3 separate regions of the Homo sapiens genome follow, and regions 2 and 3 are each linked to region 1. Evidence: chromatin loops called from intact Hi-C (ENCODE). Cell type or tissue: mammary epithelial cell. All regions are shown on one strand. Each heading gives the region's core, and the rest is flanking DNA. Links, peaks and the distances in the headings are about the cores only. Region 1 holds the start of LOC105370117 (a long non-coding RNA gene). Region 2 has its middle 11 kb from the start of ATP12A. Region 3 overlaps LOC101927375 (ankyrin repeat domain-containing protein 26-like).

Evidence for each region. A loop is a pair of places that touch in the nucleus more often than their neighbours do. Peaks named below come from ENCODE experiments on the same cell type or tissue, not always from the same donor. Only the 100,000 strongest peaks of a DNase experiment are listed, where the experiment ranks them.
Region 2: a loop joins it to region 1, with 5 times the contacts of the local background. A loop is called at or near these places in 5 of 110 quality-filtered maps.
Region 3: it touches region 1 in a loop (10-fold over the local background); 7 of 110 quality-filtered maps call a loop at or near these places.

What each region holds. Positions count from the first base shown.
Region 1 is chr13:24,497,636-24,508,322 of GRCh38, forward strand. PARP4 (poly(ADP-ribose) polymerase family member 4) reads right to left here. Exons shown (of 34, transcript NM_006437.4): 2 at 6,010-6,142; 3 at 3,998-4,199; 4 at 2,681-2,747; 5 at 1,666-1,741; 6 at 481-594. The coding sequence starts at 6,141. It overlaps LOC105370117 (a long non-coding RNA gene), which reads left to right and starts at 5,520. Exons shown (of 3, transcript XR_941756.2): 1 at 5,520-5,651. RefSeq lists a silencer at 5,776-6,070. In mammary epithelial cell, for the core only: no CTCF peak of the experiment used is centred there; a DNase peak (open chromatin) is centred at 5,296; H3K27ac peaks cover 1,680 bases.
Region 2 is chr13:24,663,793-24,674,479 of GRCh38, forward strand. No RefSeq gene overlaps it. Among named protein-coding and RNA genes, the nearest start is that of ATP12A, 11 kb to the right of the region's middle. In mammary epithelial cell, for the core only: no CTCF peak of the experiment used is centred there; a DNase peak (open chromatin) is centred at 5,379; H3K27ac peaks cover 2,500 bases.
Region 3 is chr13:24,549,972-24,560,658 of GRCh38, forward strand. LOC101927375 (ankyrin repeat domain-containing protein 26-like) reads left to right here. Exons shown (of 11, transcript XM_011535334.3): 4 at 8,192-8,285. Among named protein-coding and RNA genes, the nearest start is that of PARP4, 43 kb to the left of the region's middle. In mammary epithelial cell, for the core only: a CTCF peak has its summit at 5,253 (motif pointing left); no DNase peak of the experiment used is centred there.

The sequences.
Region 1 (10,687 bases), core at 4,057-6,556:
TATGGCTGAACTGTACCCCTACAAAATGCATATGCTGAAGTCCTAACTCCCAGGACCTCAACAACGGGATTGTGTTTGGAGACAGAGCCTTTCAAGAGGTAATTGATTAATTAAGTGAGATCATAAGGGTGGGCCCTGATCCAATATGACTGCTATCCTCATGTGTAGAGATGAGGACACAGATGCCCACAGGTGGAAGACCATGTGAGGACACAGCAAGAAGGCAGCTGTCTGTAAGCCAAAGAGAGAGGCCTCACTTCAGAAGAAATCAACCCTGCTGTACTTTGACCTTGGACTTCCAGCTTTTTGCACTGTGAGAAATAAATGTTGTTTAAGCTCCCTAGCCTGTTGCATTTATTAATAGCAGCCTGAGCTAAGACAACAGGTAAGAAGAAAAAGGTTGGGAGGTCGGCTGATTCATTGAAATGAGTTATGAACAGAGGTCAGTAAACACATAGGAATCAATATAAACAGCATTACCTCCATGCCATCATCCAGGAGGAAGTGTGAGGATATCAGGAAAGGACAGTCCCTGGAGTCCCGCGAACACTGAAGCTCCACCACCACAGCTTCCTGGCCTCCCTCCATTCCCACCTGGAAAACAGGATGTGCTTTCAGAAGCTGCACTCGGGAAACATCAAACTACATGTGCCATTTGAAAATGTTGATTATAATTATAAAATATGTTCATTTAGAGATATAATTTAGAAAATATAGAAAAGTATCAAGAAGAAAATTAAAATCTCCTAAAATCCCGAGAGCAATACGATCACTATTAATATTTTGGTATGTTTCCCTCCTGTATTTTTACCATCCCATAAATAGATCTGTGTGTTTATACCATACCACTTTTCATGTTTTCCTTATCAAAGAGGGAAATGTTATTTTCAAGTTACATTTTATTAACATATCTCAAAATACAAATGGAACATCACTTTGAAGGCTAGTGTCGATTTATATCTATATATATATTTTAGAGACAGGTCTTGCCACATTGCCCAGGGTGGCCTCAAACTCCTGAGCTCAAGAGATCCACCTGCCTTAGCCCCCTAAGTAGCTGGGACTATAGGCAAGTGATGCCACATCAGACACTAGTGTTGATTTTCATTTGTGGGGAAAAAAAAAAAGGATTTTGTTTTTCTTTCTAATGCAAAAGGAATGGAAACGCAACATAGTGTAAATACTTAGTGTCAAACCTTCCTTTTCCAAATACAAGAAACTGTTAGTAACAGGGAAGAGCACTTTTATGTTTAATGCCATATTGATATTTTATACTGTTTAAAATTTTTGCTATGAGCATGCATTACTTTTATAATATAAACACTAAAAATTTAAACTTTAAATTCTAAACATAAACATTTTCTTGACTGTTAAAAATCAGGTCTGGGTGCAGTGGCTCATGCTTGTAATCCCAGCACTTTGGGAGGCTAAGGAGGGAGGATGGCTTGAGCCCAGGAGTTCGAGACCAGCAAAATAGTGAGATTCTGTCTCCACAAAAATAAATATATAAATAAAATTAACTCATATTTTAAGGACTATATGATATTCAGGATATGCATAATTTTTCAAAACAATGAGAAAATGACCGAATAGGAAAAACACCCAGAAGACATTCAAACAGGTGTGTTTTTTTTTTTTTTTGCTAACTAGAAATCAGATTCTTACTTTCTCCAAGGTGTTATATTTTGCAACTTCAAAATCTTGAGGAAGATGAGGAATTTCAACATTCTGCATACCAAACCTGAAATTTGTAGTGTATAATTAAAATTTTAACATTAAATGGATTTTAGGCTAAACAGAATTTCATAAATTTTTTCTTGTACATCTTTACAAAATACATGATAGATTCCTTACAAAACACATGGTAAGTCCACATGGTAAGTCCCTAAGGCCTCCTTAGCTCTTCCAGAAATTGTTAAAAGATCATTGGAAATGAGCTGGATGCCTCCTCTGCATAATCTCCAGCTCAGATACCCAGCACTGTAGCGTCTGCACTGGAAGATGGTCTCCACGCGGCAGAGGCAGAAAGAAGTGGGCCGCACACTCTGGGGATGGGCTACTTGTGTTTGCTTTGGATCTGACTCTTAGAAGCTATGTCACTCCTCTCCAGACCACAGTCCATTCCTCTCTAAAATAAAGGAGTCAGACTTCTCATAATCTGTACTTTTCATTTTGGATTTTCTTCTCTTTAAACACTATTATTAACAAATACAACAAGATTGAATGTGATGCCTAATTAACCCGATGTTTTGGGTATGCTTTAAGAAACCATATAGAACTTTAGACTCCCATACTCCATTTGAGGAAGGCTGTTGTTATTTCCATTTTTGAAAACATCAGGCAAAAGTAACAAACTGTCTTTACTCTAAAGGCTGCTCAGGAAAATAATAGGATGAAAATAGGTTTTTTTTTAAAAGAATTAAAAAAAAAACCCACTGGTTTTCTTTTTAAAAATCAATTCAATAATTGCACCCAATCTCATTTAATACTGAGAATTTAAAATAATGATCACTATACTAGTTGAAGAAAAAGACTCAAATAAAAAATCACTTGAGTTAGATATGCAAAATAAATTAAAATAAGAAAAAGTCTACAAATAGAATTTTAATACTGTGCTTGAGGTTTACACAAGATTTTACAAACTCTGTAGAGTCCCAGGAATCAGAAAGAAGTAAATTACTCAGTGAGTTCCACAGTGTCTTCCTCCTCTGTGGCACTGTCCGGGCATAGACCTTCTGTTTTCACTTCTAGAATTAAAAGCAAACAGCACACTTGTTTACTGCCCAAAGACTTACTATAATTAGTTAACCTAAGTGCTGGAATTGTTAAGATTCATAAATATATCCTTAAATTAGTTATAATTTTGGTGATCAAAGGATAACCCAGTGGGAAAAGAGGAAGGTATAACCTTATAAAATAGGGAGAACATACTCTAATTCTATTTTAATAAGCATATCAGGAGGATTCTCATCTGTTATTATTTGAAACTCATTGATAGCCATACAATTTTCAATTGGCACTTTCTTCTTGAAGAGTACAAAGTGCACAGGATCAGAATGAGTTCCTGAGAGTCGGCACATCACGAGCGAAGGAGCTGGAGATGTTCTAGCTTAGAGGAGGGAAAGTCAAGGGCTCTGCATGAGCTTTTGCTTCATACTTTCTGTACAGAGAAACAGTAACACTATCTAGAGCATTGTGATATACAGGAATAACTCAATGTGAGGACTTCTTTCCAGTTTTAATTATACTGTCAAGATTCCAAGGATCATCAGTGTATTTGTAGTAATTTGGAATCTGAATAAATTATGCTGGCTGTCATACAGTATGTTTTCAATGTGAAATGAGTCTACTATTTTATTTCTGTTGTAACTATCATTTGCTGGGACATGTGCTGGGACTGCAGCAGCATTTCTGGACTATTGTCTAAGGAGGCTCCACCCTGCCAAGTCAGTACGGTATCTAACACATACCGTGTGCTTACTGTGAGTTAGTATTTATCAGAACTGTGTGATTTTTGATATGACTCAGGAAGAGTGCATTTTTCATGTCCAAAGGCTTTCTTCTTGGCCAGTTTCCAAAATAAAATCTTGGCTTATAAAGAAAATATGTTTCTTTTGGGGAGACAATCTTTTGTTTGGAAAGAATTTCTTCAGCAAAATGCTGGTCATCAAATTTCCAGTCATTAGGTTGTAGTAATCACTGTTTAACACAAAGGCTTTCCCCTCCCCCTAGTTAAAAGCACAATCAGGTTTTCTGAGATGATCAGTGTTTTGTGGCCATTTTGAGTCTGACCCTACTAGGCTAGATATCAAGAAATCTGTTTCTAGTGCTAAAGTAGTCTTTTGTCCTTTGTTATTTTTCTGTCCATTTTCTGAGGTAATAAGTCTAATTTTTTTTTAGTATTTCTGGACAATTCTCTGCCTATGGTATCTTTGACAAACCCAAGCGTGTACTATGGCACCTATGATACGTTAAATGCTTGCTATGAAATACCTACCAGAACTGCTCGCCTTCTGATCAGGAGGTGGTGTGATGTCCAGGGGCTTATAAGGATCATAATTCTTTACATCCAAGAGTCTCTTTTCCCTGATAGATTTCCATATAAAATCTGGGTTTGCAATATGAACGTGGTTCTTTTGGATAGAATTCAGTTGGTACTGACTCAGAACATCAGCATTATCTAAGATTATATGTGTGCACTAAGGAAAAAAAGAGTCAATCCATTATGCATCAAGAAAAACAACATTTAAATAAGATATTTGTATCTGTAATTTTCACCCTTAGAAAGTATTAAGGTAGTTTGTGATAATCTTTCTCAAATTTCGAAAAACCTCTATAAATATCACAGTTTCTAGTTACATAAACATTTTAAAAATCAACTGTTTTTAAAGGATATGGCTACGAATGCACCATAATTGATTAACCCTAGAGGTTATTTCTAAATTTTCATTATTGTAAACAACGCTGTGATGACTATCCTCATGTACACATCCTTGTGCACTTGTTCAATTATTTTCTTAGTAGTGGAAAGGGAGGTTCAAAGGTTATTATTTATTTTGATTTGTAATTTTAGAAAATCTTGTTTTTTTTGTAGAGATAGGGTCTTGCTATGTTGACCAGGCTGGTCTTGAACTCTCAGCCTCAAGTGATTCTCCCATCTCAGCTGAGTTTACAGGCATGAGCCAACATGCCCGCTTATAATTTTATTTATTTTTTAATAAATAGTAAATTCACATTGTAGAATATCTAAAAAATAAAATAATGACGACGTATTAACTTCATCCCCACTGTTGTCCCCAGTTCCTCTCTGCAGAGGCACCTGCTGTCACTTGCTCCTCGCGAATCCTGCTAGAGCTACACTATGCGTAGATACATGGCAGCGTGCTCCTCAGCCTCTTCCGTGCTGGCTTTTCCACTGAAATTATCTTGGTGATTGTTCCTCAACATTACATATACAGCTGCCTCATTATCTACAGTAGCTGGGATGCACATTTCACATGTTTATGTACATTGACTTCCACAAAGTTGCACTCACAGTATGTGACTTTCTAAAAAGGAGAGACCATGTTGGCAGTTCACACAGAAGACAAACTGAGAAGGGAGAGCAGGCACGAATTACTCATCTGTCCAGAGATGGTGAGACAGCTCAGTGTGGGAAGCTGTATAAGGGAAGTATATACAATTCTACCTGAATTGGAAGTAAACAGGGACATTGCATTTCTGGTATTCAGCTGGAGTTGAACACGCTTCACAGAACAGATGAGGCTCACAATGGCCAAGCCCCAGGGCTGAGGTCCAGGGAGGGGCAGGGTGAGTCAGCTCATCAATTCGTCAACAGAGGGAACAGCAGAGGACAGGGGCAGGCCAGCCTGGCACCTAGAGCCTTTGGATTTCTATTTTTACAGTGAGGTGGTTTAAAAAAGAGGAGGTTAAACTGAATTATTTCTAAGATTTCATCCAGCTGTAAAATCCTATTATTCTGAACTGCCAGGCTTACAAGTTCAAGAGGCAGAAGGTAAATTCCTGCAGCCTTTAAATGAACAAAACAAACAGCACAAGCTACACTGCGAAGATGAGTCTGCACTGCATGTATTTCTTTCTACACCCAGGAACCTGGCTTACCAGTATATCACCCCAGCGTTGACATACTGGTGAGTGACGACAGTGCGCTTTTTGCAAATCCTGTGCACTATGACTTTTCTCCTTCAAGAATAGATATGGCTGGTCTGAAATTCTATTTTCATATTTGGCTGTGCTCTAGTAATATCCTGCTTCACAGGACATGTAGGATTGTCCTGCAGTTCAGGGAACAGGGAGGGGACAGGGCTGGGCCACCTCTGCCTCTAGGAGCCCAGCCTCCCAATGGGCCATGTCAGTCTCTCCTGATGAACTTCGAGTAGCTCACTCACTCTCTCCTGCTGCTAATCTCTGCTTCCTCTTCTAACCATGACCCTGTTCCCTGAATGCGCAATGTTTTATCACACTGTAGTTTATGACACTTGGAAATACCTGAGGATTTAACGAAAAGGAAAACTTTCCGCCATTTTCCTTAATGTCAGTTTGTAGCTTTTTCTTCTGCTGCTGAGGTAAGTACTTCACTTTCAAACAGAAGATACAATTTGCAAAGATTCCCATCACCATCCTGTAGGAAAAAAAGTTTTTAAGGACCCTCTCTTAAGTCAATATGACAGTGAATTTAGAATTATTATACAAGCAAACTGTGGGAAAATTGGGCATTATCTTAAGAAAGATATTGCAATCATGTTATCAATAGAACATTGCAAAAATTGAATAATATCCTAGCTTGCAATATGTGTGTTGGTTTAAGAATCGTTTCTAGCTTTTATGGTTGATATTACACCACCAAAAATCCCTTTGTACAGGCTCATGATATACATCTTAATAAAAACATGACAGATTTAAGTTACAGATCAAGTGTGTGACTCCAGAACATGGAACCATTTATTTCTAAATTAGAAATTAACATTATTTGATAGTGAAACCATGGGTTTCTTTAATATATAATTCTATGCATTCAAAAAGACTCTTTATGTGGACTTCTATTAGGCCATTCTGGGGAAAAACTGAACAGCTGATAATAAAAATATACAACTATGTTTAAATGGAATATGTATGTGTGTGTATACACATATATATTCTGCATTTAGGTTCTTTTTTTTTTTTTTTTTTTTTTTGGAGACGGAATCTCACTCTGTCACCCAAGCTGGAGTGCAGTGGTGCGATCTCAGCTCACTGCAACCTCCGCCTCCCTGGTTCAAGCGATTCCCCTGCCTCAGCCTCCCGAGTAGCTGGGACTACATGCGCGCACCACCACACGTGGCTACTTTTTATATTTTTAGTAGAGACAAAGGTTTCACCATGTTGACCAGGCTGGGCTCAAACCCAGCCTCCCAAAGTGCTGTGATTACAGGTGTGAGCCACCACACCCAGCCTGGGTTAATTTAATTAATTTACTGTACAACACATTCTCAATTTTGCATCGAAATGTGTATTTAACAATAAATTAATACATGGTGAAAAATTGTGTTTAATTTCCATTTTGTAAAATTTTTTTTTTGAGACAATCTTGCTCTGTCACCCACGCTGGAGTGCACTATTGCAATTTTGGCTTACTGCAACCTCCACCTCCTGGATTCAATTGATTCTCCTGCCTCGGTCTCCCAAGTAGCTGAGATTACAGGCGCCCACCATGACACCTGGCTAACTTTTGTATTTTTAGTAGAGTCGGGGGTTTTACCATGTTGGCCAGGCTGGTCTTGAACTCCTGACCTCAAGTGATCTGCCCACCTTGGCCTCCCAAAATTGTGGGATTACAGGCATGAGCCACCGCACCTGGCACACCCCCGCTTTTTTTTTTTTTTTTTTGAGTCAGGGTCTCACTCTGTCACCCAGGCTGGAGTGCAGTAGCAGATCTCAGCTCACTGTAATCTCTGCCCACTGCAATCTCTGCCTTCCGGGAAGAGAAGGTGAGGGTTAAAGAAAGACACACACACACACACAGAGGAGAAAGAAAGAGAGAGGAGACAGAGCTAGAGAGCGCGAGCTTGACAGCAAATGCGGCTTTATGTGCAGCACAAAACCTACAGAAGTAGGGGACCAGCCTAATGCCACAGCCCACTGCTAAGTCTTACAGGCTAAGGGTACTTATAGGTATGGGCGGGAGGGGTCTGGGCAGCATGGCTTGTTGCCCTGCAAGATATCGATAAGATGTTCCCATGATTTGTATTGATTTGTACAATAAGGGTTCTGGCCCTTATTCAGGTGGATGTCATCATGGTGTTCCTTGGACGTTTGCCCAAGAAGTCATGAGAGGGAAGTTTCTTCAGATAAGCCTCTGTTGGCCTTGCGGTCAAGTGGTTAGGAAGGATGTTTCTCACCGCCTAAACCCCCCAGAAATGTTTCACTTTGCCCAAAGTCTGCAAAATAGCGGGCAGCTTACAAAATGTTGCAGTTTGTGCTAACGCTGGGTTCAAGCAATTCTCCTGCCTCAGCCTCCCGAGTAGCTGGGATTACAGGCCCGCGCCACCACGCCCGGCTAATATTTTTCATTTTTAGTAAAGACAGGGTTTCGCTATGTTGCCCAGACTGGTATTTGTCAATTTTTAAAAACAAGGAGTCACGTCTAACAGGCTCCCCGCAAAGTAAGCTGCCATTTGGCGACAGCAGTTTCCAAGTCCTGTATTAGTTTGAGGATCGCGGTTCCGGGTCCTGTGTTAGCTTGGGCAGGCAGGTCAGGTTCTCTGCCGCGGCCCACGCGTCTTGGGACTAAGCTGAGTTGCTGAAAGCCCACCGCCCTGCACCGCGATTGGGCTCCGCCATTTCCCCTTTGCCTGCCCTTTCACCTCCCACTCCTACAGGCCAGAGGCCCCACCCTACCTAGTGCTGTGTCTGGAATTTGTGGGTTCTTGGTCTCACTGACTTCAAAAACGAAGCTGCCTGGACCCTCGTGGTGAGTGCTACAGTTCTTAAAGGCGGCGCGTCCGAAGTTTGTTCCTTCCTTGGTCTCACTGACATCAAGTATGAAGCCGCAGACCCTCGCAGTGAGCGTTACAGTTCTTTAAGGCGGCGCATCCAGAGTTTGTCCGGAGTTGTTTACTCCTACCGGTGGGTTCGTGGTGTCGCTGGCTTCAGGAGTGAAGCTGCAGACCTCCGCGATTTAAAGGCAGTGCGGACCCAAACAGTGAGCAGCAACAAAATTTACTGCAAGGAGTGAAAAACAAAGCTTCCACAGCGTGGAAGAGGACCCCAGCAGGTTGCCACTGCTAGCTCGGGCAGCCTGCTTTTATTCCCTTATGTGGCCCCACCCACATCCTGCTGATTGGTTCATTTTATAGAGCGCTGATTGGACTGCTTTGACAGGGTGCTGATTGGTGTTTACAATCCCTGAGCTAGACACAAGTTCTCCAGGTCCCCACTAGATTAGCTAGACACAGAGCACTGATTGGTGCATTTACAAACCTTGAGCTAGACACAGGGTGTTGATTGGTGTGTTTACAAACCTTGAGCTAGACACAGAGTGCTGACTGGTGTATTGACAATCCCTTAGCTAGACATAAAGTTCTCCAAGTCCCCACTAGACTCAGGAGCCCAGCTGGCTTCACCCAGTGGATCCCATGCCAGGGCCGCAGGTGGAGCTGCCTGCCAGTCCCATGCCTTGCACCCGCACTCCTCAGCCCTTGGGTGGTCGATGGGACCGGGCGCCGGCCGCGCTCCTGCGGGACGCTCGTGCTGCGCAGGAGCCAACTGAGGCGGGAGAGCTCAGACATGGCGGGCTGCAGGTCCCGAGCCCTGCCCCGCGGGGAGGCAGCTAAGGCTCCACGAGAAATCTAGCACAGCGCTGGTGGGCCGGCACTGCTGGGGTACCCGGCACACCCTCCGCTGCTGCTGGCCCGGACGCTAAGCCCCTCACTGTCCGGGGCCGGCGGGGCCAGCGGGCTGCTCAGAGTGCGGGGACCGCCCAGCCCACGCCCAACCGGAACTTGCGCTGGCCCGCAAGCGCCGCGCACAGCCCCGGTTCCGTCCTGCGCCTGCAAGCTGAAGGAGCCGGCTCCGGCCTCGCCAGCTCAGAAAGGGGCTCCCACAGTGCAGCGGCGGGCTGAAGGGCTCCTCAAGCGTAGCCAGAGTGGGCGCCGAGAGCCAGCGAGGGCTGCAAGGGCTGCCAGCACGCTGTCACCTTTCAGTACCTTTGCCCTGTGTGTGTTGGATGGTGGTACCCATTCCCTGGGCTCTCAATTGAGGACACAGTGCCACTGCCTCCCTGACACCTCACCTCTGGGTCTCCTTGGCACCACAGAGGTGCGACGTCCCCAGCCTAGGCCTCCCTCTCCCCCTTGGCTGGAGACAACCACTGGGTGCTATTCTTGACTCCCTGCACCCCCATCTCCTTCTGCCAGCTGTATCTCTTCCATCACAGCCCCTGATATAGCCCCAATGTATAGAACTTGTCCCTCCTGCTGCCACCCTGGCCCATGCCCTCGCATCCTGACTGGCTCCCACTCCTGTTGCGCCTGTGTTCAATCTCTTCTCCACACTGCAGCTTCAGGAAACTTGTTGTTTTTAAATTACATTTCAAATAAAATACAAATTGCTTATCATGGTTCAAGGCCAACAGCTATCTCATTCCCTCCTGGCCACACTGGCTTTTTCTAAAGGAGGAAGAAACCCACAGCTTGGTCCTCCAAGTCTTGACACATGCTGTTATATATTATAGTTCTTATCTCTGGGACCCCCAGCCCTTCCTCACCCCATGCTGTATCCCCCATCCAGGACACAATGAATGAACACATTAGGGATTCATATTTTTTAATCTTTCTTTTGAGGTCCGGTTAAACTGAAGTCTCTTGATGTAATTCTGCCTTTCCATAACATTAGCATGGAAAAGTTTCATTTGTTGACTGCCTCTCACATTCAATTAGCATCTGTGCATAGATAGGAGGGATGAAATGAGGGGTACCATAAAAGAGATTACACCACACTATTTAGGTTAATCTATGCTAGTCGTAATCTCTGACAATTAAAAACAACACACAAAAAAAAACACTAAAAGCCTTTAATGACTCTTTAATAATTTCCAGGACAGCCTCTATGTGATAATTGCACCCCCACTTATGCTGACCAAGGTTGGCTGACATGGAGTGGCTGCTCAAGTCCACCTTCAGATGGGTCC
Region 2 (10,687 bases), core at 4,283-6,782, 170 kb after region 1:
GTAGAATTACTGGGCCAAAAGATGTAAAGAAGCTTGTAGCCACCATTATGTACAGCTGGATTGCTTTACAGAAGGACAGGACTGATTCATAACGCATCTAAAAATGTATAAGAACATTTGTTATCCTAAAGCTCTGCTATCATTTCAATGGTTCTTTTCCTAAAATTTATTTAATTTCAAAAAGCACATGTTGATCTTAAAAGATGCAGCCCCTTAACCATCAGAAAGCATCTTTTCCCAAATACAGTCATGTGCCACATAATGTTTCAGTCAATGACGGTGGTCCCATGAGATTTTAATGGAGCTGAAAAATTCCTATCATCTAGTGAGGTCGCTCTCATAACACCACAGCATTAAAACACATCGCTCGTGTCGGGCGCGGTGGCTCACGCCTGTAATCCCAGCACTTTGGGAGGCCAAGGCAGGCGATCACAAGGTCAGGAGATCGAGACCATCCTGGCTAACATGGTGAAACCCCGTCTCTACTAAAAATACAAAAAATTAGCCAGGCGCGGTGGCGGGCACCTGTAGTCCCAGCTACTCAGGAGGCTAAGGCAGGAGAATGGCGTGAACCTGGGAGGTGAAGCTTGCAGTGAGCAGAGATTGCGCCACTGCACTCCAGCCTGGGCGACAGAGCGAGACTCCATCTCAAAAAAAAAAAAAAAAATCACTCGTATGTTTGTGGTGATGCTATTGTGAATAAACCTACTTTGCTGCCAGTCATTTAAAAAGCAAAATAAATAAAATTTTAAAATAAGAAAAATCTTATAGATTATGGATATAAAGAAAGAAAATATTTTTGTACTGCTGTACAGTGTGTGTTTTAAGTGTTATTGCAAAAGAATCAAAAAGTTTTAAAAAGAGCCTGGCATGGTGGGCTTATGACTGCAATTCCAGCTACTGGGGAGGCTGAGGCTGGGGGATTGCCTGAGATGAGGAATTCAAGACCAGCCCAGGCAACACAGGGAGACTTTATCTCTTAAAAAATATAGCTGAGGTTAATTTATTGAAGAAAGAAAAATATTTTGTATCAATTTAGTGTAGCCGAAGTGTACAGCTTTATTGAGTCTACAGGAGTGTATAGTAATGTCCTAGGCCTTCACATCCACCCACCACTTACTCACTGACTCACCCAAAGCAACTTCCAGTCTTGCAAGTGTGCATTCATAGTAAGTGTGCTATGCAGGCATGCCACTTTTTATCTTTTACCCTCTATTTTTACTCTACCTTTTCTACCTTTAGATATGTTTAGATACAGAAATACTTATCATTGTGTAGTGATTACCTACAATATTTAGTACAGTAACATGTGGTACAGGTTTGTAGCCTAGGAGCAACAGGCTATACAATACAGCCTGGTATGTAGTAGGCTATAGCACCTGGGTTTGTGTGAGTACATGCTATGGTATTCGCAGGATGACAAAATTGCCCAACGATGCATTTCTCAGACTGTATCCCCACCCTTAAGTAAGGCATGACTGCAGTGATGTTCTGTCCTGGTTTCCTCCTGTGTAAACCCCCACAGCATGTCCCGCACTCACTATACGCTGCCTCCTAACTAGCATCTCTTCAGCTAGATCAGAAGCTACTTGAGAATAAAAGCCATTCTTACCACTCCTTCAGAGCCTCCAAAGTATCAAGGCCTTTGCAGGCACTGCAATTACAGTGGACCCTTGAAGAACACAGGGATCGGGGTGCCGATCCCCTGCACAGTTAAAAACCTATGTATAACTTTTGACTCTTCTAAAACTTAACTGCTAATAGCCTACGGTTGACTGGAAGCCTTACTGATAACATAAACAGTCCATTCACACATATTGTGTATGTTATACGTATTATCTGCTATATTCTCTTACAATATAGCAAGCTAGAGAAAAGAAAATGTTATTAAGAAAAATTATAAGGAAGAGAAAATACATTTATAGTACTATACTGTATTTATCAATATTGTGAATTTGCATGGTCTGTTTACAAGATGAGTTGTCTGAAATGATGGCAACTGCAGCTGCAGACCTCAGTCTATGGTACATAGCAAGCAATTCAACTGTTTCTTGTAATGTCATTATTTTTCTCTGCTTTCCAGGAGTACTTCCAGCATCACTAGTCACACTTTGTATGGGTCCTATGGTGTTAACCAAGGTATTGCACTCAACACGATGAAAAATACACAGGAATCCTGAGAGATCACCTTTTACCAATGGTAATTTGCAATTTACTAGAGAGATGAACTGCTCATGTGGAGACGATGAGCGTCACACAGCGTTTTTTTTTTTTGAGATGGAGTCTCGCTCTGTCGCCCAGGCTGGAGTGCAGTGGCTGATCTCAGTTCACTGCAAGCTCCGCCTCCCAGGTTCACGCCATTCTCCTGCCTCAGCCTCCCCAGCAGCTGGGACTACAGGCGCCCGCCACTACGCCCGGCTAATTTTTTGTATTTTTAGTAGAGACGGGGTTTCACCGTGTTAGCCAGGATGGTCTCGATCTCCTGACCTAGTGATCTGCCCACCTCTGCCTCCCAAAGTGCTGGGATTACAGGCATGAGCCACCGCGACTGGCCCCACACAGCGTTTTAAGCAGATACACACTTGAGCTCACACTTGAGCTCACCGCTAGCAATGAAATGATTACAGCATTACAGTAAGCACTGCAGCTGATTTTATGCAGTTATGATTTAACTGCATCTTTATGTTTGTTTACATTCTCCTGACTGCAAATGGTCCCGTATATTCTGTTATAAGTCTTGATAAATTTTAACTTTTTATTATAGATTTCTATATATTGTATGGGAGTAAAAGATAAAATAAACTAGTATCTACATATATTTTATGCATCAATGACATATCTAACTTTTTCTTAATTTTTTTGATATTTCTAGGCTATGCAATTCATTAGTGAGCTTTTTCTAATTGTCACAAATCTCAAAAAAATTTTCCAATATATTTATTGGAAAGAAATTCTGTATAAATGGACCCAGGCAGTTCAAACTGATGTTGTTCAAGGGCCAACTGCATACCTGCCTGAGGGGCACGTGGCAAGGGTGAGATGAAGGTCCTCCCGGGCTTCCTGGCGTGTGTGTAATACTGGGTCTCCACCGAGTTCCCAAAGCAGGCCATCTATGAAAGAACCTTCAGGCTTGAAAAGACAGAAAACGTTTCCATAATTTATTGGTTAGATTCTGTACATGCTAATGATATACTTACTGTTATTAATTATAGCTGGACTAATCAACATCTTCTTTCAGATTTAACATGAACTTACCAAAGCCAAGCTTGATTTTCCAAATCAAAAACAAAGTGGTCTTCTAGAGTGGGCACTTCTGTTTGAGAAAATGCTCTTTTGAGGGAGAGTAGGGGGCCCTAGAAGGGCTAACAATAGCAGGGAACTCTCCAAGTAGGAGGAGAAGACCATCATATACAACTTTGTGGAATGTTTCTGTCTTTATGACCATGTTGCAGGACTAAGAATTCATGGCACACAGTTGCAGAATCATTGACAAGGTAAGCTGAAACCTCAAGAAATCACCTTTTTGTGTTTCTCCCTTCTTATGCATTAATAGTCCTAGTCAAATAATCTGATTCCATGTGGCTGAGACCAAAGAGGCCAAGAAAACAAGGGTGTTTAGATCTTCCCTGTTCCCCAACCTCCAAATCTAGGTGATCCCATCAGCTGCAGATGTCTTGTCTTTGCTGATCACATCCAGTAAAGAATTGCTGAATATCCTACTTCCTTTTATTTTACAGAAGGAGTTTACATGCTGCATTTGAAAACAGAGTTCATAACCAATATGAAATTTAGCGGAAGTAACTTGACCTCATGGAATTTGTGGGAAAACTCAGAATTCAAATCACTTCCTTGCAGCCTCTCAAGTGAGTCGAAAGCAGAGCCCCTACTCCGTGCTTCTCTCGCCTGGAACTCACTGTCACTGTCTGCTGGTCCACTGCTCCCAGTCACTCCAACGTGAGGAAGCCGGCTTCAGAGCAAACCACAAGGAAATCTGGTTTATGAAAATGGAGCAGTCTCCTGATAACATCTGGCCGTTCATCACTAGCTTCTTCAGGTAAACCCCACTCTAAAAAGAAATGGATCCTACAGGTCTCCTACTGGATGCCCACAAATGGCTGAAAACTGCCATTTGATTTGATTTATTCTCTATACACTAGAAGTTCTCTATGTGGTTTGTTGGGCTAATGAGCCTAAGGAGATTGTATTAGGGTTCTCCAGAGACAAAACAAATAGGATGTCGAGAGAGAGAGAGAAAAAAGAGAGAAAGATTTGAAGGAATTGGCTCACATGATTGTGAGACTGGCAAATCCAGTCTACAGGAGAGGCTGGAGGCCCAGGCACAGTTGATGTAGCTAAAGGCCAAGGGCAGTCTGAAGGCAGAATTCCCTCCTCCTTGGGGGACCCAAATGTTTTAACTTCTTTAACTCATTGGGTAAAGCCCACCCCCATTATGGAGCAGACTCTGCTTTACTCACATCTACTGATCCAACTGCTAATCACATCTGAAAAACACCTTCACAGAGACTTCCAGATTGGTGTTTGGACAACTGGGTACCGTGAATTAGCCACATTGACACGTAAAATAAATCTTCCCAAAGATTCATGTAGAATTCCCAGAGAAGGGAAAGGTTGCATCAAAAGTGAGTGGAGTGGCTGAGCCGAGACAAGTGTGTTCACTTCTGCAGGGCATGCCTTTTTCACTGCTTGCTGAGGCTGAGGGGATGATGCTCTCGGCAGAGGAGCCAGTATCCAGTCCCTCGGAAGGGGAAGGCTCAGGGCATAGCCCCCAGCCTGACTCCTCCTGACTAGCCTACACCCTACCCACACTAGTCTTTCCTAGGCATGGAGGCAGGTAAAGGAGAAGAAAGATGCCCCTATGTTGCCACTCAAGTGCTGGTAAGCTTCACAGGCATTTTGTGAGAAAATGTGTGTGATCTTGGAGATCTGAGCAACTGCGATTGTCTAGACTGGGACCAACGCTGGCCCTGCAGCTGAGCAGAGCAGCCCTCCCACATGTTGATGACAGCCTCAGGCCAAACAACCTGCCACAGAGGGTAGAGAGCAATGGACAAAGCCCAGGATTCAGTGAACTGAACTGGAAAATCTTTCATAGAGATGACAGGTGCCCAGACCCGAGATGGGGGTCTATGGAATTGGAAACTGACAAAGTGGATGTAAACTGTGTCCTGCTGGCCTCATTGTCCTCTGCTAATTCAGAATCCTGATGCCTACAAGGCCCCCAGCAGCCTCCAGACACCAGGAGAGGTGGAGTCTTTCTCTTTCCTCTCCTGGGATCCAGCCCTGGCCACACCCCACAGTTCACTCCACATCACCAGACACAAGGGTTTGCGGCCACTCCCTGCAGGTTCCTGCTGAACAGCTCACTCTTCCAGGCACCACCCAGAGCTTGCAGGTGCCAAAACCTCAGCAGTGACAGAGGTCTGTGAAACAGGCATTGAAGCTTTCCTGTCAGCATCCCCGGGCCAGGGACATGTTCATGAGCTAGGCTGTGAGACCATACACATTACAACACACTCTCCTGTCCTCCCAGGGACTAAGGATTTGGCCTGGACCAACCTTTGTGTGCCTGGCACCTTCTTCTCTGTGAGGGGGCACCTCCACCGGCTGCTTTCCTTTTGGTTCACTCTGGTAGTTAACCAGACATGCCTGGAAAGCACTTAATCCCGGTGCTGGACACAGTGAGGCTCAAGCTGGAAACCCTGCCATGCTGATAACGTGTTCCTCTGCCCTTGTGCAAAACACACACATGCTAGTTACATTTAAGAATGTAGAAATGGCCAGGCATGGTGGCTCACACCTGTAATCCCAGCACTCCGGGAGGCCGAGGTGGGCGGATTATGAGGTCAGGAGTTCGAGACCAGCCTGGCCAATGTGGTGAAACGCTGTCTCTACTAAAAATACAAAAATTAGCCGGGTGTGGTGGCGCGAGCCTGCAGTCCCAGCTACTAGGGAGGCTGAGGCAGAAGAATCGCTTGAATCCGGGAGGTGGAGGTTGCAGTGAGCCAAGATGGTGTCACTGCATTCTAGCCTGGGTGACAGGGCAAGACTCCTTCTCAAAAAAAAAAAAAAAGAATGTAGAAATAATTGGAACTGTGATGACTGTGGGGTCATCCTAATTCAATATATTGCTTATAGAATGAAATCTACATCTTTATTTATGAAAAGTTTTCTGTGGATGCCAACAATACACAAGAACCAGAAGCCAGCACTTGCTAGGATGCTTGAACTTGCCCTTGGTGAGCCGTGCACCTCATCTCGGGCTGCCGCTGCTGGTGTAACTGGCTGTGCAGGCTCACCCACACTCCCACACCCCCCTTTTTCTTTAACAAGTGAAATCCTTTCTCAGGGGGTGGCTATGAGATGTTTGCCCCTTAGTCCACAGGTAGGAGCTATAAGAGCACAGCACCCCATTTTAATTAAATGCAATAGAACTACCACATAAGTACATAAAGGCAAGGCAAAGTGACAGTGTCCAGACCAGCAAGTGCTAGAGTCAACAGAGATCTTAAACGGCATCTAATCCAGGGCCCTTGACCTTAGAACACAACTCCAGGGAGCGGCCTCAGCTCCCTCTAACCACTGCAGTTAGATTCTCGGGGCTGCCCCAGCCTCCATACAGGCAGGCTGAGGACCAGTGACGTGATGTGGTCCGGGGGTTCTCAAGCCCACTGGTTCATAAGAAGCACCTGGGGAGCTTTATAAAGATAAACCTCGAGGGCTTGTCTCAGAATTACTTGGACGTGGGGTCTGGAAATCTGTATTTTTAAAGCTCCCCAGGAGATTGTTTCAGGTTTGGGACCCATTGATCTTCTCAGCTCCAACACTGTCTGAGGCCACAGAAAGGCAAAATGTTCATTCCGTTCCCAGCAAATTCAGTGAGCAAACAAGAAAGCAGGACTAGAATTCAGGTCTACAGAACTCGCAGTTCAGCATCATTTATGAAAAATTATTATATCTCTCTCTCAAGCTAGGAAGAAACATATGCTAGTGGTCACAAAAAACTAAAACATGTTGTTTCTACTTCATCAAGGAACACCCCCTCATCTAGAAATAAACTCCAGCCCCAAATTGAGTGTTTTCAGTTGCTTATAAGGAAGACCTTCCTAACTGCAAAAGTCAATTACTGGAATCAAGGGTGACGTGGGAGGGCTCCTTGTAAAATGATATTTGTAAAACATTCTTTCACTTCTCCAAGAGAATTGAGATGCAGAAGCCACTTTGACATGCCTGTCACTGTGGCGGTGCCTTTGAAAGACCTGAAGGAAGTACAAGACGTGGCCTCCAGGGGCACACCTCCTTCCCAGGAAGACAAACAAATGATATGGAGCCCCCAGAGGGTGGCAGGGCAAACACGATGATGCCTCAGCCCTTGGGAGAGTGGGCAGAGCGTTGCTCAGACAATGCTCCTTTAGCAAAACAAGCCTGAAAGGCAGAATACGGCTCCAAGCCCCATCCAACCCTAGAAGAAGGGAAACAGTCACCGTTTGATTTTTCTTTTAGATTTTCTAGTTCCTTGTTCCTTGGTGCTGTCATTGTTGGAGTGTTTTGTTGTTTCTTTTGATTTTTGTTAGTTTGCTTGGGGTTGTCTTTCACCCAAGCAATCCTTTGCTCAGTCAGAAATGAAGTATTTGACACATGGTTGCGAAGCCTGGGGCTGTTCTATAAATTCCTGGTGCTTGAGTGATTCCAGGTGTCCTGCATGAATGAGGATCTCATCCCTGTGTCTGGAGCCCCGAGCATTGTAGAATGTGCTCCCTCTGCTGGTTCCCTCTAAAAACGAAAACTTGGTTTTGAAACGGATTTGAATTCCCACAGTGCTCTCTCCTCAGATCCAAGAATCTGACCTCTGCAGAGTGATTAGAATTTTCTGGCTAAAGCGATTTTTTGTTTAAAACAACAACAACCTGACTCCTAGACTCATTCAGGTTGACCACCTTAGACAAATCCGGCTCACATGGGCCCTTGGAAGAGAATGCTATGGTGAAAAGAGAAAATCAGAATGTGTTTATTTTCATAGTTGGCCCAGCAACGAGCAGAGCAGGGCAGCTCGGGCAATGTCCTCAGATGTGCCCACGGACAAGCTGTAAAGGACTCACACCTAAGGTATCTAGGAGGACGAGGGCCACCGGAGTCAGCAAATAAAAACACCAGAGGGCCAGTTAAATATGCATTTCAGTGTAGTCCTGGTTACTCATGAGGATGAGGCGGGAGGATCGCGTGAGCCCAGGAATTTGATGATTGCACCACCACACTCCAGCCTGGGCTGCAGAGCAAGACTGTCTCAAAAAAAAAAAAAAGTGCATTTCAGTTAAACAACAAACAGTGTGTAAAGTATAAGTATGTCCCATTTAATACTTGAGACATAGTAATAAATCTCACAAGGCTCCCTGTGTTTTATCAGGCAACCCTAAAGGTGAGGAAAGAGGAACTAGGAGGAGGAGAAAGCTCAGTCTAGAGGCTTAAAAGGCTCTTGGATGCCAACTGCTCAAACGTGCTGGTGCCTGGAAGCTGGTGACAGCTGAGCCACTAGACCAGAGATGATAGACTGCCCCACGGAGACCCCGGCATAAGTCTTCTGTGTGGGGTGCTATTGCAAGAGCTCAGACTGGGAAGAATCTGTTCTCTGCCATCTCTGCAGGGCTGATTTAAATCCCACCACCTTGTCTTTTTTACACGACCTATTTATTACGAGACACTTTAAAGAACCTTAGTAAAATACTTTGGTCTTATCATCTTCAAAGTCTTGGTTTCAATCCCAGTGTTATGGAGCTCTTCCCTGCAGTTTTACCTCCTCCAGCCAGGCCCTGCTCCTCCATTTATCAACTGATTAATCAAATGCCACTGGTCCTGCTTGTGTGACTTCGCCTGTTTCCCAGGCTATACTCATGCTGGTTGCATATTAACACATACTGTGCTTCAGCAGCCAGTGGCTTTATTTCCTAAGGGGACATTTCACAGGCACAAAAAGATCACCCATAAATTTACCTTTTTTCCCCTCACATGAACCAGGAGAGGGTGTACTGAGTTTAAGCTGGGCCTTTCCCACTTCCATCTCCCTGCACCCAAGTCCACTTTAGGAGCTGGCCTGGCACCACCCAACGTACGTGAGTGGTGGATGAGACCTCAGGGCCTCAGCCACCGCCACATCTCAGGCAGACTTTCCAAGAGAACCTGCAGCCAAGCAGCTACCAGTTTTCTCCTGGTCATCCCATGACAGCACAGTTGTTTTTTCATTCTCTTTACTTGTTTTTTTCTTGCCTAAAATCCCTAGGTGTGTTTTTAAACCCTTCACTGGCAGTGGACAGCCCACTCTGTGTGCCTTTCTGGGTTAGCAAGGACTAAGTCAGGGCCTGGCGTGTGTGAGACTGGGATGTGGGCTGTGCTCCTTCTCTTTTTTTCCCACTTCTCCCAAGAGTAAATGTCCTGTCTTTGTGAAGAGCTGATCCCAAGATCGATGTGTTCACAGAGCTAGACCAGCTTGTTTCATGCTGACTTAGATGTTGGGTTACCATAGACAGTTATTTAAAGCACCTCAGAGAGAAAGAAAGGCGGCCAAGATAATGAAGTAATCATTATCATCTGCGCCTGCCCTGGAGGGACACTGGCCCCAAAAGGACAAGGTCATTCTAATGCACCCCAAAACCCAGCCTGGCATCTCACAAGGGACAGATCTGGCATGAAAATGTGGGGGGATGAACACAGCTCTATTAACTAGAAAAAGAACCATGCCGGGCGCAGCAGCTCACACCTGTAATCCCAGGACTTTGGGAGGCCAAGGCGGGTGGATCACCTGAAGTCACAAGTTCGAGACCAGCCTGACCAACATGGGGTGAAACCCCATCTATACTAAATACCAAAACTTAGCTGGGCATAGTGGCAGGTGCCTGTAATCCCAGCTACTTGGGAGGCTGAGGTAGGAGAATCACTTGAACCAGGGAGGTGGAGGTTGCAGTGAGCTGAGATTGCACCACTGCACTCCAGCCTGGGCAACAAGAGCGAAAAAACTCCGTCTCAAAAAAAAAAAAAAAAAAAAAAGCGATGATCTCAAATCCTACTTTTTAAAAAATTAATTTAGATCATCGTTTAAGAATGACAGCCCCATCATTATTAGATTGAAGCTAATCTTTATGACCAAGGCAGCCAGGTCCTTTGTGACATTCTCTCATTCCCTAGCTCCCGCTTCCCTACGCAACTCTTAGAGCAGCTTGGTTCACCCTGGAAACATGGATAAATATCCATGTATCAGGGGCATGGAGAGGGGAGGAGACATAGAAATTTCTCTAACTTAGATTGGGTGACTGGCATTTGCCCTTTTCCTGGTTTCATCTCAAAGACTCTTGATAGGGCAAATAAATAGTGTCTGAAATGGTCTCAGGGAAATTGGCAGGGTGGGGGGCTCAACTGCATCTGCTAGAAGCAGGAGCCTGCTGGTACAGATCTGCTCCTGGTGGGAGCCAGCACAGGGGAACCCAGGCCGGAGTCTCAGGCTGGAACAGTTGCAGGCCAAGCAACTTCACAAAGTCAGGAGGGCTCTTGTTTTTTGTGACAGAACCTCTCATCTTCTCCTAAATGTTGTTTCCATCATGCTGCTCTCATTCTCAAGGGCCTCAAAGCACAAGGATAAAGCCCAGTGTCTGCAAAGCCCACCTGGCTTGACAGCCAGACT
Region 3 (10,687 bases), core at 4,188-6,687, 52 kb after region 1:
GCTTGATGGGGATGGCATTGAATCTACAAATTACCTTGGCAGTATAGCCATTTTCACGATATTGATTCTTCCTACCCATGAGCATGGAACATTCTTCCATTTGTTTGTATCTTCTTTTATTTCATTGAGCAGTGGTTTGTAGTTCTCCTGGAGGAGGTCCTTCACATCCCTTGTAAGTTGGATTCCTAGGTATTTTATTCTCTTTGAAGCAATTGTGAATGGGAGTTCATTCATGATTTGGCTCTCTGTTTGTCTGTTATTGGTGTATAAGAATGCTTGTGATTTTGCACATTGGTTTTGTATCCTGAGACTTTGCTGAGGTTGCCTATCAGCTTAAGGAGATTTTGGGCTGAGACAATGGGGTTTTCTAGATACACAATCATGTCATATGCAAACAGTGACAATTTGACTTCCTCTTTTCCTAATCGAATACCCTTTATTTCCTTCTCCTGCCTGATTGCCCTGGCCAGAACTTCCAACACTAAGTTGAATAGGAGTGGTGAAAGAGGGCATCCCTGTCTTGTGCCAGTTTTCAAAGGGAATGCTTCCAGTTTTTGCCCATTCAGTATGATATTGGCTGTGGGTTTGTCATAGATAGCTCTTATTATTTTGAGATATGTCCCATCAATACCTAATTTATTGAGAGTTTTTAGCATGAAGTGTTGTTGAATTTTGTCAAAGGCCTTTTCTGCATCAATTGAGATAACCATATGGTTTTTGTCATTGGTTCTGTTTATATGCTGGATTACGTTTATTGATTTGGGTACGTTGAACCAGCCTTGCATCCCAGGGATGAAGCCCACTTGATCATGGTGGATAAGATTTTTGATGTGCTGCTGGATTCGGTTTGCCAGTATTTTACTGAGGATTTTTGCATTGATGTTCGTCAGGGATATTGGTCTAAAATTCTCTTTTTTTGTTGTGTCTCTGCCAGGCTTTGGTATCAGGATGATGCTGGCCTCATAAAATGAGTTAGGGAGGATTCCTTCTTTTTCTATTGATTGGAATAGTTTCAGAAGGAATGGTACCAGCTCCTCCTTGTACCTCTGGTAGAATTTGGCTGTGAATCCATCTGGTCCTGGACTTTTTTTGGTTGGTAAGCTATTAATTATTGCCTCAATTTCAGAGCCTGCTATTGGTCTATTCAGAGATTCAACTTCTTCCTGGTTTAGCCTTGGGAGGGTGTATGTGTCGAATTTATCCATTTCTTCTAGATTTTCTAGTTTGTTTGAGCAGAGGTGTTTATAGCATTCTCTGATGGTAGTTTGTATTTCTGTGGGATCGGTGGTGATATCCCCTTTATCATTTTTTATTGCGTCTATTTGATTCTTCTCTCTTTTCTTCTTTATTAGTCTTGCTAGCGGTCTATCTATTTTGTTGATCGTTTCAAAAAACCAGCTCCTGGATTTATTGATTTTTTGAAGGGTTTTTTGTGTCTCTATTTCCTTCAGTTTTGCTCTGATCTTAGTTATTTCTTGCCTTCTGCTAGCATTTGAATGTGTTTGCTCTTGCTTCTCTAGTTCTTTTAATTGTGATGTTAGGGTGTCAATTTTAGATCTTTCCTGCTTTCTCTTATGGGCATTTAGTGCTATAAATTTCCCTCTACACACTGCTTTGAATGTGTCCCAGAGATTCTGGTATGTTGTGTCTTTGTTCTCTTTGGTTTTAAAGAACATCTTTATTTCTGCGTTCATTTCATTACGTGCCCAGTAGTCATTCAGGAGCAGGTTGTTCAGTTTCCATGTAATTGAGCAGTTTTGAGTGAGTTTCTTAATCCTGAGTTCTAGTTTGATTGCACTGTGGTCTGAGAGACAGTTCGTTATAATTTCTGAGGAGTGCATTACTTCGAACTCTGTGGTCAATTTTGGAATAAGTGCAGTGTGGTGCTGAGAAGAATGTATATTCTGTTGATTTGGGGTGGAGAGTTCTGTAGATGTCAGATGTCTATTAGGTCCGCTTGGTGCAGAGCTGAGTTCAATTCCTGGATATCCTTGTTAACTTTCTGTCTCATTGATCTGTCTAATGTTGACAGTGGGGTGTTAAAGTCTCCCATTATTATTGTGTGGGAATCTAAGTCTCTTTATAGGTCTTTAAGGACTTGCTTTATGAATCTGGGTGCTCCTGTATTGGGTGCATATATATTTAGGACAGTTAGCTCTTCTTGTTGAATTGATCCCTTTACCATTATGTAATGGCCTTCTTTGTCTCTTTTGATCTTTGTTGGTTTAAAGTCTGTTTTATCAGATACTAGGATGGCAACCCCTCCCTTTTTTTGTTTTCCATTTGCTTGGTAGATCTTCCTCCATCCCTTTATTTTGAGCCTATGTGTGTCTCTGCATGTGAGATGGGTTTTCTGAATACAGCACACTGATGGGTCTTGACTCTTTATCCAATTTGCCAGTCTGTGTTTTTTAATTGGAGCATTTAGCCCATTTACATTAAAGGTTAATATTGTTATGTGTGAATTTGATCCTGTTGTTATGATGTTAGCTGGTTATTTTGCTCATTAGTTGATGCAGTTTCTTCCTAGCCTCGATGGTCTTTACAATTTGGCGTGTTTTTGCAGTGGCTGATACCGGTTGTTCCTTTCCATGTTTAGTGCTTCCTTGAGGAGCTCTTTTAGGGCAGGCCTGGTGGTGACAAAATCTGTCAGTATTTGCTTGTCTGTAAAGTATTTTATTTCTCCTTCACTTGTGAAGCTTAGTTTGGCTGGATATGAAATTCTGGGTTGAAAATTCTTTTCTTTAAGAATGTTGAATATTGGCCCCCACTCTCTTCTGGCTTGTAGAGTTTCTGCCTAGGGATCAGCTGTTAGTCTGATGGGCTTCCCTTTGTGGGTAACCCGACCTTTCTCTCTGACTGCCCTTAACATTTTTTCCTTCATTTCAACTTTGGTGAATCTGACAATTATGTGTCTTGGAGTTGCTCTTCTCAAGGAGCATCTTTGTGGCGTTCTCTATATTTCCTGAATTTGAATTTTGGCCTGCCTTGCAAGATTGGGGAAGTTCTCCTGGATAATATCCTGCAGAGTGTTTTCCAACTTGGTTTCATTCTCCCCGTCACTTTCAGGTACACCAATCAGATGTAGGTTTGGTCTTTTCACATAGTCCCATATTTCATGAAGGCTTTGTTCGTTTCTTTTTATTCTTTTTTCTCTAAACTTCTCTTCTTGCTTCATTTCATTCATTTGATCTTCCATCACTGATACCCTTTCTTCCAGTTGATCGAATCAGCTGCTGAGGCTTGTGCATTCGTCACGTAGTTCTCATGTCTTGGTTTTCAGCTCCATCAGGTCCTTTAAGGACTTCTCTGCATTGGTTATTCTAGTTAGCCATTTGTCTAATTTTTTTTCAAGGTTTTTACCTTATTTGCCATGGATTCGAACTTCCTCCTTTAGCTTGGAGTAGTTTGATCGTCTGAAGCCTTCTTCTCTCAACTCGTCAAAGTCATTCTCCATCCAGCTTTGTTCCATTGCTGGTGAGGAGCTGCATTCCTTTGGAGGCGGAGAGGCACTCTGATTTTTAGAGTTTCCAGTTTTTCTGCTCTGTTTTTTCCTCATCTTTGTGGTTTTATCTACCTTTGGTCTTTGATGATGGTGACGTACAGATGGGGTTTTGGTGTGGATGTCCTTTCTGTTTTTTAGTTTTCCTTCTGAGTCAGGACCCTCAGCTGCAGGTCTGTTGAAGTTTGCTGGAGGTCCATTCCAGACCTTGTTTGCCTGAGTATCAGCAGCAGAGGCTGCAGAACAGCAGATATTGGTGAACAGCAAATGTTACTGCCTGATCATTCCTCTGGAAGTTTTGTCTCAGAGGAGTACCCGGCCGTGTGAGGTGTCAGTCTGCCCCTACTAGGGGGTGCCTCCCAGTTAGGCTACTTGGGGGTCAGGGACCCACTTGAGGAGGCAGTCTGTCCTTTCTCAGATCTCCAGCTGCATGCTGGGAGAACCACTACTCTCTTCAAAGCTGTCAGAAAGGGACATTTAAGTCTGCAGAGGATTCTGCTGCCTTTTGTTTGGCTATGCCCTGCCCCCAGGGGTGGAGTCTACAGAGGCAGGCAGGCAGGCAGGCCTCCCTGAGCTGCAGTGGGTTCCACCCAGTTCGAGCTTCCTGGCTGCTTTGTTTACCTACTCAAGCCTCGGCAATGGTGGGTGCCTCTCCCCCAGCCTTGCTGCCACCTTGCAGTTTGATCTCAGACTGCTGTGCTAGCAGTGAACGAGGCTCCGTGGGCATAGGACCCTCCGAGCCAGGTGCAGGATATAATCTCCTGGTGTGCTGTTTGCTAAGACTGTTGGAAAAGTGCAGTATTAGGGTGGGAGTGACACGATTTTCCAGGTGCCGTCTGTTACTCTTTTCTTCGACTAGGAAAGGGAATTCCCTGACCTCGTGTGCTTCCCGGGTGAGGCAATGCCTTGCCCTGCTTCGGCTCACACTCGGTGTGCTGCACCCACTGTCCTGCACCCACTTTCCAACACTCCCCAGTAAGATGAACCTGGTACCTCAGTTGGAAATGCGGAAATCACCCATCTTCTGCATCACTCATGCTGAGAGCTATAGACTGGAGCTGTTCCTATTTGGCCATCTTGGCTCTGTAGGGTCCAGCCCCACAGGGTCGGTGGGTTTCTCCCCATGTGTGGAGATGAGAGAGTGTAGAAATAAAGACACAAGACAAAGAGATAAAAGAAAAGACAGCTGGGCCCAGGGGACCACTAACACCAAGACGCAGAGACCGGTAGTGGCCCCGAATGCCAGGCTACACTGATATTTATTGGATACAAGACAAAGGGGCAGGGTAAGGAATGTGAGCCATCTCCAATGATAGGTAAGGCCACATGGGTCATGTGTCCACTGGACAGGGGCCCTTCCCTGCCTGGCAGCCAAGGCAGAGAGAGAAAGGAGAAAGAGAGAAACAGCTTACATTATTATTTCTGCTTATCAGAGATTTTTAGTACTTTCACTAATTTGCTACTGCTAACTAAATGGCAGAGCCAGGTGTACAAGATAGAACATGAAGGCAGACTAGGAGTGTGACCACTGAAGCACAGCATCACAGGGAGACGGTCAGGCCTCCAGATAACTGCGGGTGGGCCTGACTAATGTTAGGCCCTCCACAAGAGGTGGAGGAGTAGAGTCTTCTGTAAACTCCCCCGGGGAAAGGGAGACTCCCTTTCCCGGTCTGCTAAGTAGCGGGTGTTTTTGCTTGACACTAATGCTACCGCTAGACCACGGTCCGCTTGGCAACAGGCGTCTTCCCAGACGCTGGCATCACCGCTAGACCAAGGAGCCCTCTGGTGGCCCTGTCTGGGCATAACAGAAGGCTCGCACTCTTGTCTTCTGGTCACTTCTCACTATGTCTCCTCAGCTCCTATCTCTGTATGGCCTGGCTTTTCCTAGGTTATGATTATGGAGCAAGGATTATTATAATATTGGAATAAAGAGTAATTGCTACCAACTAATGATTAATGATATTCATATATAATCATATCTAAGATCTATATCTGGTATAACTATTCTTGTTTTATATTTTATTATACTGGAACAGCTCGTGTCCTTGGTCTTTTGCCTCAGCACCTGGGTGGCTTGCCGCCCACAGGCTCCACCCCCCTAGTTTTTCTTTTAACATGGAAATTCAGAAATTTAAAATTTCTGTCTCAAAATCTGTATTACAAAGAGATTCCCATGTGTTTCCTAAGCCATTCTATGAAGAATATATTTAAAACTCTTCATCTAATTGAGCATACACGTTTTTCCTCAAGTAACAACCAGCTCCAGAAGCAGAGACTGTTAATAACCATGTGGTAAGACTTTAATTTCAAACACTTTTTGCCCTGTATTATAAAAAATATTCACAGAGCATCTTTGTATCATAGTTTAAAGTATCAAATTTCAGAAGTTTTTGTATTTCATTGTTTACATAATCATTTTAAAGATCCTGCACCACTGTGAGCTACTGAATGTTACGAAACATATTCTTGTGTATCCTAATGTACCTAAGGTCTTGCATGTAAGAAGTGTTTTAATCATTTTTGAACATGAAGAAATGAGCAGACAAGTAAATTTCTATATAATAGAATGTTATAGGTAGTATAACATGCACAAGATATCTAATAATAAGATCTATCGCATTTCCAAAATGGGGCTTAAATTAATGTTTAGGATATAAGTTCACATGAATTATGCAAATATGTTATAAATAAGAAGGAAATAAATTAGAAATATGTCATCAGTAGGAAAGCAGATTACAGTATATTTTCTAATATCCTCTAACTGTAAGCTCAGATTTGGATTTTAGATGAAAATTTCTTAAGCTTTCTTTTAGCCCCAACCTATGCTCTTTTAAATATATCTTTTCAGGTTGTATGTTACTCTTTATAATTTTGATTTCCTATGATTTCTCCTGGTGGAATATTGATGAAACATTTCTTTTCTCTTTTATCTCTCTGTAGTAATAATGTTCCAGCTTTCACATAGTGGTAGATGACCATGTTTACCTGAATGAATGTCTTATTTTGTAGAAAGAAAATTGAAGTCTTTATTACAGAAATACTTACAAAAAAATTGTAAATTCTAATCAGTATTTTTAGGGCTATCCTATGACCAAAAGTCTCCATATAGATCTGTACTTCTCCATGTACCTTACTGTAGTTAATATCATAAGAATGACATTCATAAATATTATCTCCTAAGTATGTCTAATGAAAAAATTTGGGAAGAAATGTGAAATCCTTTTGTAAACTGTGAAGTGTGTATACAAGTGTAGGACAAAATGATCACGGTGGGATTCAGCGATTTAGTAAATATTGAAGATTCTTTTTGTAAACCTGAACAATGAAATGGCAGTAGTGTCGAAAAAAAAAAATAGAAATTTAGAACAGGCATGTCGATTTCTACTTTGGTTTATGTTAAGTTTCAGCAGACTATGACTGGGAATATCCTAAGGGAATCTAGTGATTTGGCACTTGAGACCTTTCTGATGAGATTGTAAGTGTTTTTGACCTTGGAAGAATTTCTGTTCTTGACTCCTGACTGTGTGCTAGGCAGTGAGACACTGAATGTACAAGATGAGGCTTATGATAGAGTAGTAAGAGCAGAAAATCAAGTAAAGAACAAACACTTCTAAGTCACTATAAATGCTTCCTATAAAGAAAACAGAGAATGTTAGGTTAGGGCACATTGAAGAAGTGCGTAGTTAGGATGGGGGCCGGAATGGGAGTAGAACTGTGTTCTCAGAGAAGATCTTTCTGAGTGTGACATTTAAGCTACCAACTAGAGGACAAGAAGCAGCGAGCCATGTGAAAGTCTAGAAGGAGGATATTCTGGACAGAGAGAACAATGGGTCACATCTGTTTTTCATTTTGTTCTCAACATCCAAAAAGCAGGAAGTACGGTAAGCATCCTCGTCCTCATATGTATTATTAGAATGTGTAGAAAAGAGAATGTGTAAATAAGGGCCTGGGACTGTTTAGATGCTTCATAATAAATGTTCCTCTCCTTCCCTTTTTACTAACTCTTGCTATACTTTCTTGAAGTTATTTCTTAATTGGGAAAGAATGGCATACTATATCTAATATTTGCTTGCTTTTATTTAAACAAGGCATAAAGAAAAGGCTTCTTACTATTTTGCCATTTTTCCTGTCAGTAAAAATTTTACCAAAAATATTTTGAGTTTTCCAAGCCCTTCCTCACCTAAATAAAGCAGCTTTGACAATGTTCTGCTTACACTCAACGTAACATACCCTGAAGTTACCTATCATGCCGAGTATCTTATTTTAACACTAAGATCATTTATGTAATTAGAAATATTTTAAATATGAATGTTGTAAGTATTATACCAATTGTGTGTGTTTTTTTTAATGCCCTGTTATTGTTGGTAGTGAACGCAAAGTTGAGTTAGGTGTTTGAAGTTAGTTCCTTGCTGACATATACAGAAGAGCTAATATTGTATCTGTGACTATGTTTCCTTTGGCTTTCTATGTTCAGTTTACAGAGTCAATAGCCATATGGAGATAAAATATTTGCTTGATCTGGAGAACATATATGAGTTTCTCTGTTGAAATATTTTGGTTTTCAATACATGCTTTCCTTACTTCTAGGTCTCATTGCTTTTAAATCAGGAAATTCAGAACATGTTTAGGAAATATTGAGAAATTCATTGTTTTTTCACTGAAACTCATTATTCATTATAATTTCAACAGACTACCTTTGAGAATGTTCCACAGAAATATGATAGTCACTTAACTGGAGCTGATGATGGTCAAAGAGGAAAAATTACAATAAAGGAACAAGAAGGTAAGAACTGTATTTTATTTAAAAATTTGACAGAATGTTTAAAAACATGAGCTCTGTTATGTTCTAGTAGCCAAGGAAAATAAGGTATTAAGTGCATAGTCAAAAAAAGAGAAGTGAAATAGTGATATGTTGTATATTTTGTAAGGCATTAGCAACCAATTTAATTGAGAGTGCCACTAAAGGAGCTGAATCATTAGTTCCAATTCAAGATACTGTAAGACCTGAGGAAAGTCAGAAAATAAGGAAGAAGAAAAGAGTAAATGAAGGAATGAAGAGTGAAAAGGCGGAGAGTACAGGGAGTAAATGAGGGAAAAAGATATATGCAATGAAGGGCGATAGAGTAAGATAATTATTTGAGGAGAATATAAAGTGAGCTTCCAGTACCGAAACTTGTCAGAGAATTCAAGCAAAATGTTGCCACTCTTGCTGTTTTCCTTACTTTTGGGAATGCATTAAGGATGGAGGTACCTGACCACACAGAGCTATGTTTCATCTGCGATAGAGGAATGTAATGTATGGTCAGCCGTGCATAAATTACATGTCTATAATTTAATGTGCTATAAAATCTTGTTACTTCATGGGACAGTATCTTAGGGGCCAAAAGAAGAGCATTGGAAAGAAGAGGGTAGGATTAATTATGGAAAGATCAAGGAAGCTATAGCCTGATAAAAAGTTCATTAGTAACTTTACGACTTGTAATGCAGCTTAGATTTGGAGGACGTGATAGGGTGGAGCTTGAGGCTGGATTCCAAAAGGGCAGGTTGAGGTTAACTAATGTGGGAGCACACTCAGTATAGACCAGAGCTTCCCAAATTTTAACAAATCAGCTGAGGACCTTGTTGGAAGTGCAGATTCTGATTCCACAAGTCTGCGATTCTGTATTTCTAATAAGATCTCAGGTGATGCCGACCCTTCTTGTCCTAGGACCACACTCTCAGTAGCAAGGGTATAGCTGTGCCTTCAGAGAAATCTCGAAGAAGAGCCCTTGGATCACCACTCAAGACATAACAGGATCAAGGGAAAGCATGATTTTCCCTTTATTTCTGAGCGTGTCTCTGGCCAGAGGGGAAGGAGAAAGAGATGAAGAAACAGAAATCATCATTGGAAGATACTACTGCTAAATGAAGAGAAGAGAAGTCATGGGAATAGTCCATCAAAAGGCGGCAGAAAGGTCAGAATCAGGACAACAGATCTAGAGACTACTTTTGCAAAGGAAGAGGGATTGTGAGTGGAGGAGGAGGGAGGAAAGAAAGAAGTTGGCTAGTTAATTTTGGAGTTGATAATAGGGAAACTTGAGAGCTGTCACTTCTAGTGACTGCAATATATTGGCACTCAAACAGAAGATTAGGTGATTGCTGTTCCAGGAATTACTGGAAGGAGGGAGTGCTAGAATGGGGGTAAACCACAGGAACTAATTTCTTCTCTCTGTAACTATCAGACATCAAAGATGCATGTTTTGTTGATATTGTGTCCGGAATTGGTGGGTTCTTGGTCTCACTGACTTCAAGAATGAAGCCACGGACCCTCGCGGTGAGTGCTACAGCTCTTAAGGTGGCATGTCTGGAGTTTGTTCCTTCTGATGTTCGGATGTGTTCGGAGTTTCTTCCTTCTGGTGGGTTCGTGGTCTCGCTGGCTCAGGAGTGAAGCTGCAGACCTTCGCGGTGAGTGTTACAGCTCTTAAGGCAGCACATCTGGAGTTGTTCGTTCCTCTCGGTGGGCTTGTGGTCTCACTGGTTTCAGGAGTGAAGCTGCAGGTCTTCGTGGTGAGTGTTACAGCTCATAAAAACAGTGTGGACCCAAAGAGTGAGCAGTAGCAAGATTTATTGCAGAGAGTGAAAGAACAAAGCCTCCACAGTGTGGAAGGGGACCCGAGCGGATTGCCACTGCTGGCTGGGGCAGCCTGCTTTTATTCTCTTATCTGGCCCCACCCACATCCTGCTGATTGGTAGAGCTGAGTGGCCTGTTTTGACAGGGCGCTGATTGGTGCTTTTACAATCCCTGAGCTAGATACAAAGGTTCTCCACCTCCCCATCAGATTAGTTAGATAGAGAGTTTCAACACACAGGTTCTCCAAGGCCCCACCAGAGCAGCTAGATACAGAGTGTCGATTGGTGCATTCACAAACCTTGAGCTAAACACAGGGTGCTGATTGGTGTGTTTACAAACCTTGAGCTAGATACAGAGTGCCGACTGGTGTATTTACAATCCCTGAGCTAGACGTAAAGATTCTCCAAGGCCCCACCAGAGTAGCTAGATACAGAGTGTCGATTGGTGCACTCACAAACCCTGAGCTAGACACAGAGTGCTGATTGGTGTGTTTACAATCCCTTAGCTGGATATAAAGACTCTCCATGTCCCCACCAGACTCAAGAGCCCAACTGGCTTCACCCAGTGGATCCTGC